2 separate regions of the Homo sapiens genome follow, and region 1 is linked to region 2. Evidence: chromatin contacts called from ENCODE Hi-C or POLR2A ChIA-PET data. All regions are on one chromosome and are shown on one strand. Each heading gives the region's core, a stretch centred on a gene start or an enhancer-like site at or near the end of the contact. The rest is flanking DNA. Distances are from core to core; before and after follow the strand shown.

What was found. A loop is a pair of places that touch in the nucleus more often than their neighbours do. ChIA-PET counts read pairs that join two places held with the same protein, here RNA polymerase II (POLR2A).
Region 1: a loop to region 2 is called in a map of gastrocnemius medialis, with 4 times the contacts of the local background. The contact joins two enhancer-like sites. A Hi-C loop is called at or near these places in 4 of 168 maps with a recorded cell type or tissue (gastrocnemius medialis, heart right ventricle and right cardiac atrium). POLR2A ChIA-PET finds 5 or more read pairs at or near these places in 1 of 52 experiments (naive thymus-derived CD4-positive, alpha-beta T cell).

Annotation. Positions count from the first base shown.
Region 1 is chr16:64,250,145-64,255,254 of GRCh38, reverse strand. No RefSeq gene overlaps it. Among named protein-coding and RNA genes, the nearest start is that of LINC02165, 520 kb to the right of the region's middle. Within about 2 kb of position 3,339, at least 2 of the 41 ENCODE cell types and tissues checked have a DNase peak (open chromatin) inside an H3K27ac peak, as active enhancers do.
Region 2 is chr16:64,159,670-64,164,144 of GRCh38, reverse strand. No RefSeq gene overlaps it. Among named protein-coding and RNA genes, the nearest start is that of LINC02165, 430 kb to the right of the region's middle. Within about 2 kb of position 2,589, at least 3 of the 41 ENCODE cell types and tissues checked have a DNase peak (open chromatin) inside an H3K27ac peak, as active enhancers do.

The sequences.
Region 1 (5,110 bases), core at 2,090-4,589, 90 kb before region 2:
CATGAGCGACATTTTCAGCAAGGAGACTGATTCAGCCTGTGTCCGTCATGATGTAAGGATGTTCTTGTTAACATGAGGTTTGTGTGTGCTGGTGAGTGATGGACCATTTTGGAAGAAGTTCAAGGTTCATCCCTCCCCTCCCCTCCCCTCTCCACCCCTCCCCTCCCCTCTCCACCCCTCCCCTCCCCTTCCCTTTCCTTCCTTTCCCTTCCCTTCCCTTCCCTTCCTTTTTTTCTTCTTTCCTTCCTGTTTGCCTTTCTTTCTTTCTTTTTTCCATCTTCTCTTCACAGATACAAATTTACCACTTACTATATGTATACTGGGAACATAATAAGGAACAAAGGGACATTATTACTGCAGATTTTATATTTTTCTGAAGACAATATTTTCTGAAGAAAGCAAGAAATAATAATACAATTAGTGATAAATGATATAAAAAATAAAAACCTGGGATTCAAACTTAATCAATTCTACCTAAGAAGTTCAAAACAAAGTCTTCTTAGGATTGGTGTTTTAACCAAGTCTTAAAGGATGAGGATGAGTAACTCCATACATATGCAAGACTTCTAAATATTAATAAGAGAAACCTACAACTACCTTGTTGCTCAAACCTGAAACTGTGATTCCTCTATTGCTCACTCTCTTTGTAACATCTATCACCTTGTCAATGTCAGTCCAGGGCCTAACCAGGAAAATAAAATCCACTGTGAGTACAGTTGGCCCTCTAAATCCGCAGGTTCCACACTGACAGGTTCCACATTCTCCAGGAATTCAACAAACTACACATCAGGAATATTTTTTAAAATAATAATACTGTAACAATAAAAAATAGTACAAATAAAATACAGTGTAACAACTATTCACATAACATTTACATTGTTAGGTATTATAAGTAATCTAGAAATGATTTAAAGTATACAGGAAGATGTGTGCAGGTTGTATGCTTACACTATGCTGTTTTATATGTAGCAAAGTATAAAATAGCATAGCATTTTATACTGTGGATTTAGGTATCCATGATGTCTCAGACTCAATCCCCTGCTGATTTCCAGGGATTATTGGACTTAGAACAAGGCAATTTAGCCAGGAATTTGTAATACTGGTGGTAGATAAACTGAAAGCCAAGAAAACAATATACAGCCACCTAGGAACACAGGAAATTTCTACCACACTTTGGCTGGTAAAACAGGTGGGATTTCCATGGCTTTTCCCAGAAGCCATGTAGGGTACATAGATGCATCTGAGGATGGAGGTAGGAAGCAGAGAGAGGTCAGGTGAAACACTCCTGTACTCCTTATTTCTTTTTATCCAAATCTCTTAATTGTAACTCCATTGATTGAGAATCTCGATGACCAAAAAGCCTTAAAAATTAAGCCTACTGGAGATAGTCACAGCTCCATTCTTGCAATAAAAAGCAGAGCAGGGGAAGATTTCAGGATGAAGCTGAGGACAAAAAGTATTGGTGTCTCACATAGTTTTAACTCAAAATGATACCGAGACTAATTCACTTCACTCTATTTCTGTACCCCGGTCTGAGTCATCATTGGCCCACAACAATCTTTTAGCTGCCCTGTTTGGTTTAGTCTGATGCCCTGACAATGGAATACACAGAGCTTTTAGAGGGAATGAATGAATGAAGCAATCAATCAATTAATGACATCAATGAAATGTTAGTGGATATGGTGGGCAGGTGGGGGGAGTGAATTTTAATATCAATATGCTGTATGATAATCCTGATTTACCAATTTGCAGCAAAATCACAAACTTCTCTCAACCTCTATTCATTATTGGTAAAATATCCACAACCACTCTCCATCAGGAATGATAAAAGATAACACAATCTCTTGGAGGCAAAATTGCTTACACCAAAAACAGTGTGATACCATGGAAAAGTCAAAATCATTTGTCTCATGGTTATCTATGTTTGACTCTTCACTCTGCTATTTACTATTCATGCTATTGCTTAATCATTCTGAGCCTTAGCTTTCTCATGTTTACCATCTGTATTTCTCTACTTTTTTTCAGGATTTTTTTTTAAATTTTAAGGTGATATATAATACATATACATATCTGGAGGGTACATGTGATATTTTGATACATTCATATGAATTGTAAATATCAAAGCAGAGTGACTGGAAATATCCATCACCTTAAATATTTATATTTTCTTTATGCTAGGAATATTTGAATTATTCTCTTCCAGCTATTTTGAAAGGTGCAGTAGATTATTGTTAACTGTAGTCACCCTACTGATCTATCAGACACTCGGTCTTATTTCCTCTATCTATCTGTGTATTGGTGCTCATTAATCAACCTCTCTTTATCCCATACCCCAACCCTTCCTAACTTCTGGTAACCAACAATCTGCTCTCTGTCTTCAACAGATGCTGAAAAAGCATTTAATAAAATTAATCATCCATTCATGATAAAAAATAATTCCTCCACAAACTGGGATAGAAGGAACATACTTCAAAAAAAAGAGGCCATATATGACAACCCCACAACTAACACCATGCTGAACAAGAAAATAAAATGAAAGCCTTTCCTCTAAGATCTGGAACAAGACAAGGATGCCTAGTTTTACTTTTGTTTGACATAATACTGGAAGTCTTAGTCAGAGCAATTAGGCAAGAGAATAAAAAATAAGGAGCATCCAAACTGAAAAGAAAGAAGTTACATTATCCCTGTTTTCAGATGATATGATCTTATATTTAGAAAAACTTAAAGACTTTACCAAAAACTATTAGAACTGATTAAAAAAATCAGTAAAGTTGCAGGATACAAGATCAATACACAAAAAACAGTTGCATTTGGACATGCCAACAGTGAACAATCTGAAGAAGAAATCAAAAAAGCAACCCCATTTATAATAGAGTCAAAAAGATGAAATATCTAGGAATTAGTTTAACCAGAAAGGTGAAAGATCTGTACAAGAAAAGCTATAAAACAGCGATGCAATAATTTGAAGAGAGCACAGAACCATGAAAAGATTCCATGATCATGATTGGTAGAATTAATATTGTTAAAATGACAATTCTTCCCAAAGCAATTTACAGATTTGATGAAATTCCTATCAAATTACCAATGACATTCTTCACAGAATTAGAAAAAAATAATCCTACAATTCATATGGAAACACAAAAGACCCCAAATAGTCAAAATAATTCTGAGCAAAAATAACAAAGCTAGGGGGTGTCACACTCCCTGACTTCAAAATACACTTTGCAAGCTCCATTTTCACCCTCTTGGAATACTTCCCTGGGCCTGCCATTTGAGGAAACTGATCTAGTCTGCTGGAGAATGAGAGGTCATGTGGAGGAGAATGGAGGTGCCTCAGCAGACAGTCAGCTCAAACTACCAGACGTGCAAATGAGAGGATCTGGCAGCTTCTAGGACAGCCAATCCTGCTGATAAATGCAATGCAAGAAGGAATCCAGGTAAAAATAGTGGAGAATCTCTTAACCACTTCACATACTTATGATAAATAATTGCTGTTCGTAGCCACTAAGTTGTGGAGTGGCTTGTTAGATAACAATAGTTAACTGAAACAGTCTCCATATGTTATCAAATGAAATCACTTATTATTGAGAAAGTACTAATAGCATCATTATTAATTGTTAAATAGTTATTAATGTTATTATTGACATGATAGCATTATCATATTATAAATTTTAAAAAATAAAGGCATATTTTAAGAGCTATTTCAACTGGCTATGTGTTAAATTGTGATTTCAACATTATACTTCGAGGAGCAGGGTCCAATTGCAATTTTTATTTCTTAGTCTTCCTGCTCCTCCACTGCTCAGCGTGTTATCTCATTCATAGTAGTTACCCATACATATTATTTAATTTGAAGGAATATTAAAAAGTGTACTTTATAGAAATTAAAATCCATTTTGTTTCCAACATTGGAAAACAGACTTTTTATGTAAAACCTACTGAAGGAGAATTTAGATGGCATAAGCCACTTTGCTGATGTTTGGAAGAACGACGGGACAGGCAATTGAATGCTAGATTCAAGGTCAAAGCTTTGCCCCACTTGTCCTGAGACCATTTCTTGTTCTTCTTTGGAAGAAGTCTCTTGAAAGTCATCTGCATAGCCAAACTTAGAGAGCACTCTTATCTAAAAGGAACTGCTTGTCTTCATCTATGACTCAGATTATTTCTTTGCATATTAAATTACAAGAGACAGTTCCAGCTGGATCCATCAATGTATTTATAACTCAGCCACACAATCTTCCTCCAGGCAGAAAACTTGGCACATGGGCTTTCAGCCTGGCTGCAGCATTCAAAGATGAGAACAAAAAATAATCACAGCAATTTTTATATCAAATTTTATTTAAATTCTGAATATAATAGGATAATTTCAATCTCCTGGCACACAGTAAGTCACCATTTTCACCAAAGGAGGGAGTGAGAGGGGCAGTTGAGGAACTCACCAAGAGTCACAATATAATTTCTCCACCTACCTTAGATTCTATTCTCAATGAACAATCTTTGGTAACAACGGTGAGAATGTCCTGTGAATTCTGGAAAAGAAAGGAGTGATGACATTCATTAATGGTCTGGCATAATGTCTAGCACAAAATCTAGACCACTGTACTGGGTGCTATGTATACACTGTCTCATTAATCAGTGAAATAGATTAGATTTTCTTCCTATAAGAAAGTAGCTCTTGAAGACAGCAAGACTTTTTTTTAATTGGAAAAAAAAGAAAAAATTTGCCTTTGACAAATTAGTTAGCACGTTTAGTGCACAGATTCATTTTCTACAATTTGTTTAGAGCTTTGTTTCCTGTAGAAATTATATAAGTAATTATATACACATGTCACTTAAAGTGCTCTTATATAAAAGAAATTGCTTGTGCATGTATATTAGTCATAAACATCTGTATTTTTATTTAGCATGTAACAGAAAACCAAACTGAAAGTGGTCTAAACAGAAAAGTGATTTGTTTAGTCATGTAACTAAATATTCAGGAATAGATCTCTATCTTCAGTTGTACCTTGAACGTGATCATGGAATTCAGAATCTCTCTCTATTTCTCTGGCCATCTCTGATATTGAAATCCTTCTCCCCTCGTAGTTCCAAGATTAAGTCATTCTATACC
Region 2 (4,475 bases), core at 1,340-3,839:
CTGACAAAAGGAAATTGCTATGGCTATCTTCAAATTTAAAGAAGAAATATTTGTCTTAGGAAAAGTTAAATACTTCAAGGAATTGGTGGACTTTTATTTAAGCTTTGGTGTTCAGGGATGTGGATTCTAGAACTAGTTATGTTAGAGATGGCAAAAAGAAGTTGTGGGATGGGGTAGTATTGAATCCCTTCCACATCCAAAGTGCTAAATAGACTTTGGATGCAGTTAATTTTCCCCCAGTTCTGAGATCCTTAAGCTCATTTTTGGACAAGGAACTGAAGCTTGTTTTAATGTTATGTCCCCCAGCTCAAAAGTGGCCAGGTGTTAACTGAAATCCTCCTAATTCCAAGAGCCATGGTTATTCCAGTTTACCAGCCTTTCTCTCTGATATAAGATAAAAACAAATTTGTTTATTGTGTTATGTTTATTTTTAAGATATAATTAGTCAAAATTTGGTCTACTTCTTACATAGTTGATATTGTAACAAAGCGATGAGTCAGGGACTCTGATTGATATTCAGAAAGGTTCAATGTCATGGCTCATGACTGAAACCATAGTATAGAACTTTACAGTGTCCACATATTCTTAGCTCTTGACTTCCATCCTTGAAACAGAAAGGCCCTATTTTAAGTTATATAAACATAAAATTTTCCCTATACTATGTTTGGGAATGAATGTTCTTTTGTAAGGTTAAAGACCTTTGTAGAGTGTCAGAATGGAAAATTTGACATATGTTAGGGCATTCATGAGTTCCCCTTTCTGAAATAAAACCAACAACTTTTACAATAAGGCTAAGGTTCTTTCAGGGACATTTTGGAGAGTTTCCAAGAAAAATCCAAAGAACTGATCAAAAACCTGTAGAGAAGAATTAACCAAAGAGAATTTTTTAAAAGCATGACGTTTTTAGAAAAGAGGTTGAAACTCTGAGCTACCGAGTGACTGTCTAGGTCACATCCTTGTCCCAGCTGGTGACCTTAGACAAGAGACAAGCACTTTCAGTTTCCATGTCCTCATCTGTAACATAGAATAATACTATTATTATCACATAATGTTGCAGTGAGGTTTGAAATAATTAAAATATGAAAAGTACTTATACCATATCCTGGCATGTAGTAAGAGCTCTGTAATTGTGTTTATTGTCGTCATTCTCCTCTATTGCTTTTTTCCACCCCACATCTCCACTTTTTTTCTTTAAAGAGATTCTCAGGAAACTTGAGGCTATGTGATAGGGATCTGGAGAGGTGGAGATCCAGTCTGCTACCAAGCGTTTGAAGAAGTAGCTGAGAAAAGCATAGGGCAATGGTGGGAGATGTAATAAGGCCAAAACAGATGTAGTGAGCTTCCTGAAAATTGGGATCAGGAAGGAGAAAGGAACAATGAAAGGGAGGGAGAGAGGAAGAAGGGCAAGGAGGCAGAAAGAGATATCCTGGATAAACAATAGTGAAGAATGGTACATTCCTTGAGAGGCTACATGCTGAGTGGCTATATCACCCTAATGTATCATGATCATAATATATAAGCAAAACAGATTTTTTTTTAACCTCACTATGTTTTAGGGGAAAAAAACACAAGTAAAGCATCAAAACTATAGTTTAATAGATAACATTGCTTAGATTGAGGCACAACTATTTTACACTAAAAACTTTTTAAAAATACATAATTTGATCATAGTGCAGAAGATGTTTAAACGACCCAAGTTTGCAGAACATAGATGGAGTAGTTAAGAAAACATCGGCCGGGCACAGTGGCTCATGCCTGTAATCCAGCACTTTGGGAGGCCGAGGCAGGCGGATCACTTGAGGTCAGAAGTTCTAGACCAGCCTGGCCAACATGGTGAAACCCTGTCTCTACTAAAAATACAAAAATTATCTGGGCATGGTGGCACATGCCTGTAATCCCAGCTGCTGGGGAGGCTGAGGCAGGAGAATCACTTGAACCTGGGAGGCAGAGGTTGCAGTGAGCTGAGATCACACCACTGTACTCCAGTCTGGGCGAAGAAGCAAGGCTCTGTTTCAAAAAAATAAATAAAAAGAAAAGAAAGAAAAAGAAAGAAAAGAGAACATTTCGGCCATCTGCCATCTGACAGTCTTAGGTTTGAACCCCTACATGAACCCTTGCTTGCTGGGTAAATCTATTTAAGTTACACCATTTCATAAAATCTCAGCGATCTCCTGCATAAAACGATTATATAAAATAAGCTAATATATTTAAATTGTGTATAATTATATAGTAGGTAGTTGCAAAGATTGAGATCTGGCATGTAAAGTATATGGAAAGTTCTCAGTGTCCTGCTGTCATTTCACAGCAGAATCCTCCTGCTCCTGGGGAGACCTGAGTCAAGGTTGCCTTCACCAAATCATTTTAAAGCAATTTCAAGGCTTTCAGTCTGCAAAAGCAGCATTTTCCTTGGGGTCAGAGTTGCTTGGAGAAAACTTTCCAGGGCTGCATGAAACCCAGCCCTGGCTGGGTATTAGAGGCATCTCCTGCTCTGCACAGCCAAACCAGGTCAGGCCACCTACATGGCCTGGCATCCCTGTGTGGCGAGCATAATCCATTAGCTTCCTGACACCGGCAATGGGCCTCTGGGATCCTGTGTGACTCACTCCCCACTGCAGTTTCATCATAACTTGTAGAAGCTTGAATTTCAACACCTGCTTGACTCACAAATGAGCAGGAGCTGCTGCTTTTGCCCTCAGCTAGAAGTATAGCTAGAGAACAACTTTTGGAGATTCCTTGTATCTGACCCTTTAGGGTAGGCTTGCAGAAGCCCTAACTTGAAGTAAGGATAATAATATTGACTTGTTTGCCCAAAGCCTCCATAAGTCTAGAGTTCACAAGAAAATATTTGCTTTCTCATTTCCTACTCTTCTGCTGAAATAATCAAAAGAAAAAGGTCACTGTGGTCTTGGACACTGTGTCCTTTCATCACTGTTAACATTGCAATTAAGGATACCTTGATTTGAAAAAAAATATTTTATCGATTGATTGACTGATTGAGACAGAGTCTCACTCTGTCACCCAAGCTATGTTGCAGTGGTGCAATCTTGTCTCACTGCAACCCCTGCTTCTAGGTTCAAGCAATTCTCCTGCCTCAGCCTCCCGAGTAGCTGGGACTACAGGTGCATGCCACCATGCCCAGCAAATTTTTGTATTTTTAGTACAGACAGGCTTTCACCATGTTGGCCACACTGGTCTCAAACTCCTGACTTCGGGTGACCTGCCTGCCTTGGCCTCCCAAAGTGCTGGCATTACAGGCGTGAGCCATCACTCCTGGCAAAAGAAAAAGGAAAAAAAAATATTACATTTCACATTTCATAAACAACACATTTTCTCCAATTATACAATGTAATATACCATAAACAATTGTGGCATTAAATCCTATGAGTGTCAGATATACAAAATTAATGATATTTATGGAACACATGAATAAAGAATGACACTATTCTATTTTTATAAAAAAATAAATTTACATATTAGATGCTATGTGAAAGAGCTGTATAATCATCATAAAATTAAATAATTATGTTATCTCCAGCTTACACACATGCAAATGGAAGATCTGAATCTGTTTAATTCCAAAGACCTGCTTTTTCTACTGTGACATCAAAATAGCCATTATCAAAATACTAGTAATTTGGTGGTCTTATTAAGTGATATACATGCCAGGAAAGTTAAAAAAAAAAATTGAGATTTGACTGTTTGCAGGCATCGCTGGATTCTCATTATTCTTAATCTTTTAAGAATGTCATGGAATGAAAAAGTGGGAAAGGACCCAGGTATCATTTAGTCCAATGATTATGATTCAGCTGTCCTGGGTGTTGTCCAGAAACTGACTTGTTTTTTTTTTTTGTTTTATTGTTGTTGTTTTTAACTTTGCCAATTGATGTTTGACCAAATTTAAGGCCATAAACAGGCCTCAGAGCAACAGTCTCAAAGCTGTTCTCTAATCATCATCGTCATCATCAGCAGCCGCAGCAGCTAGAAACTTGTTAGAAATGCAACTTTCTTGGGATTCACCCCAGAATGCTTGAACTAGTAATTCCAGGAGTGTTGCCAACAACCTGTGTTTTCTCAAGCACCATACATTATTCTTAAGCATGCTCAAATTTGAGAATCACTGCCAGAGAGTATAAGGAACAATAGGAATATAAGAGGAGAAGAAGTGGAGGTGACGCTCATTGATCTTCTCTAGAATGCCCTGGTGACAACAAGGCAACAGAAGACACACATCTTGCTTCCTCTTTCTCCTCTAAAGTCAGTAGAAAACAATCCTGTAAGTGTCTACTTCCCTATCCAGGGATCTACTCCCTCCCTCTTCCCAGTGTTACAGAGATTTTAACTGTATATATACTTGAAGAAGAGGTTTTAGATTAAAAATGCCTATTTTCAAATAATTAAACCAGATTTTTAATGTTCCCAGCACAAAAAAAAATGATAAATGTTTGAGTCGATGGATGTGCTAATTGAGTTGATAG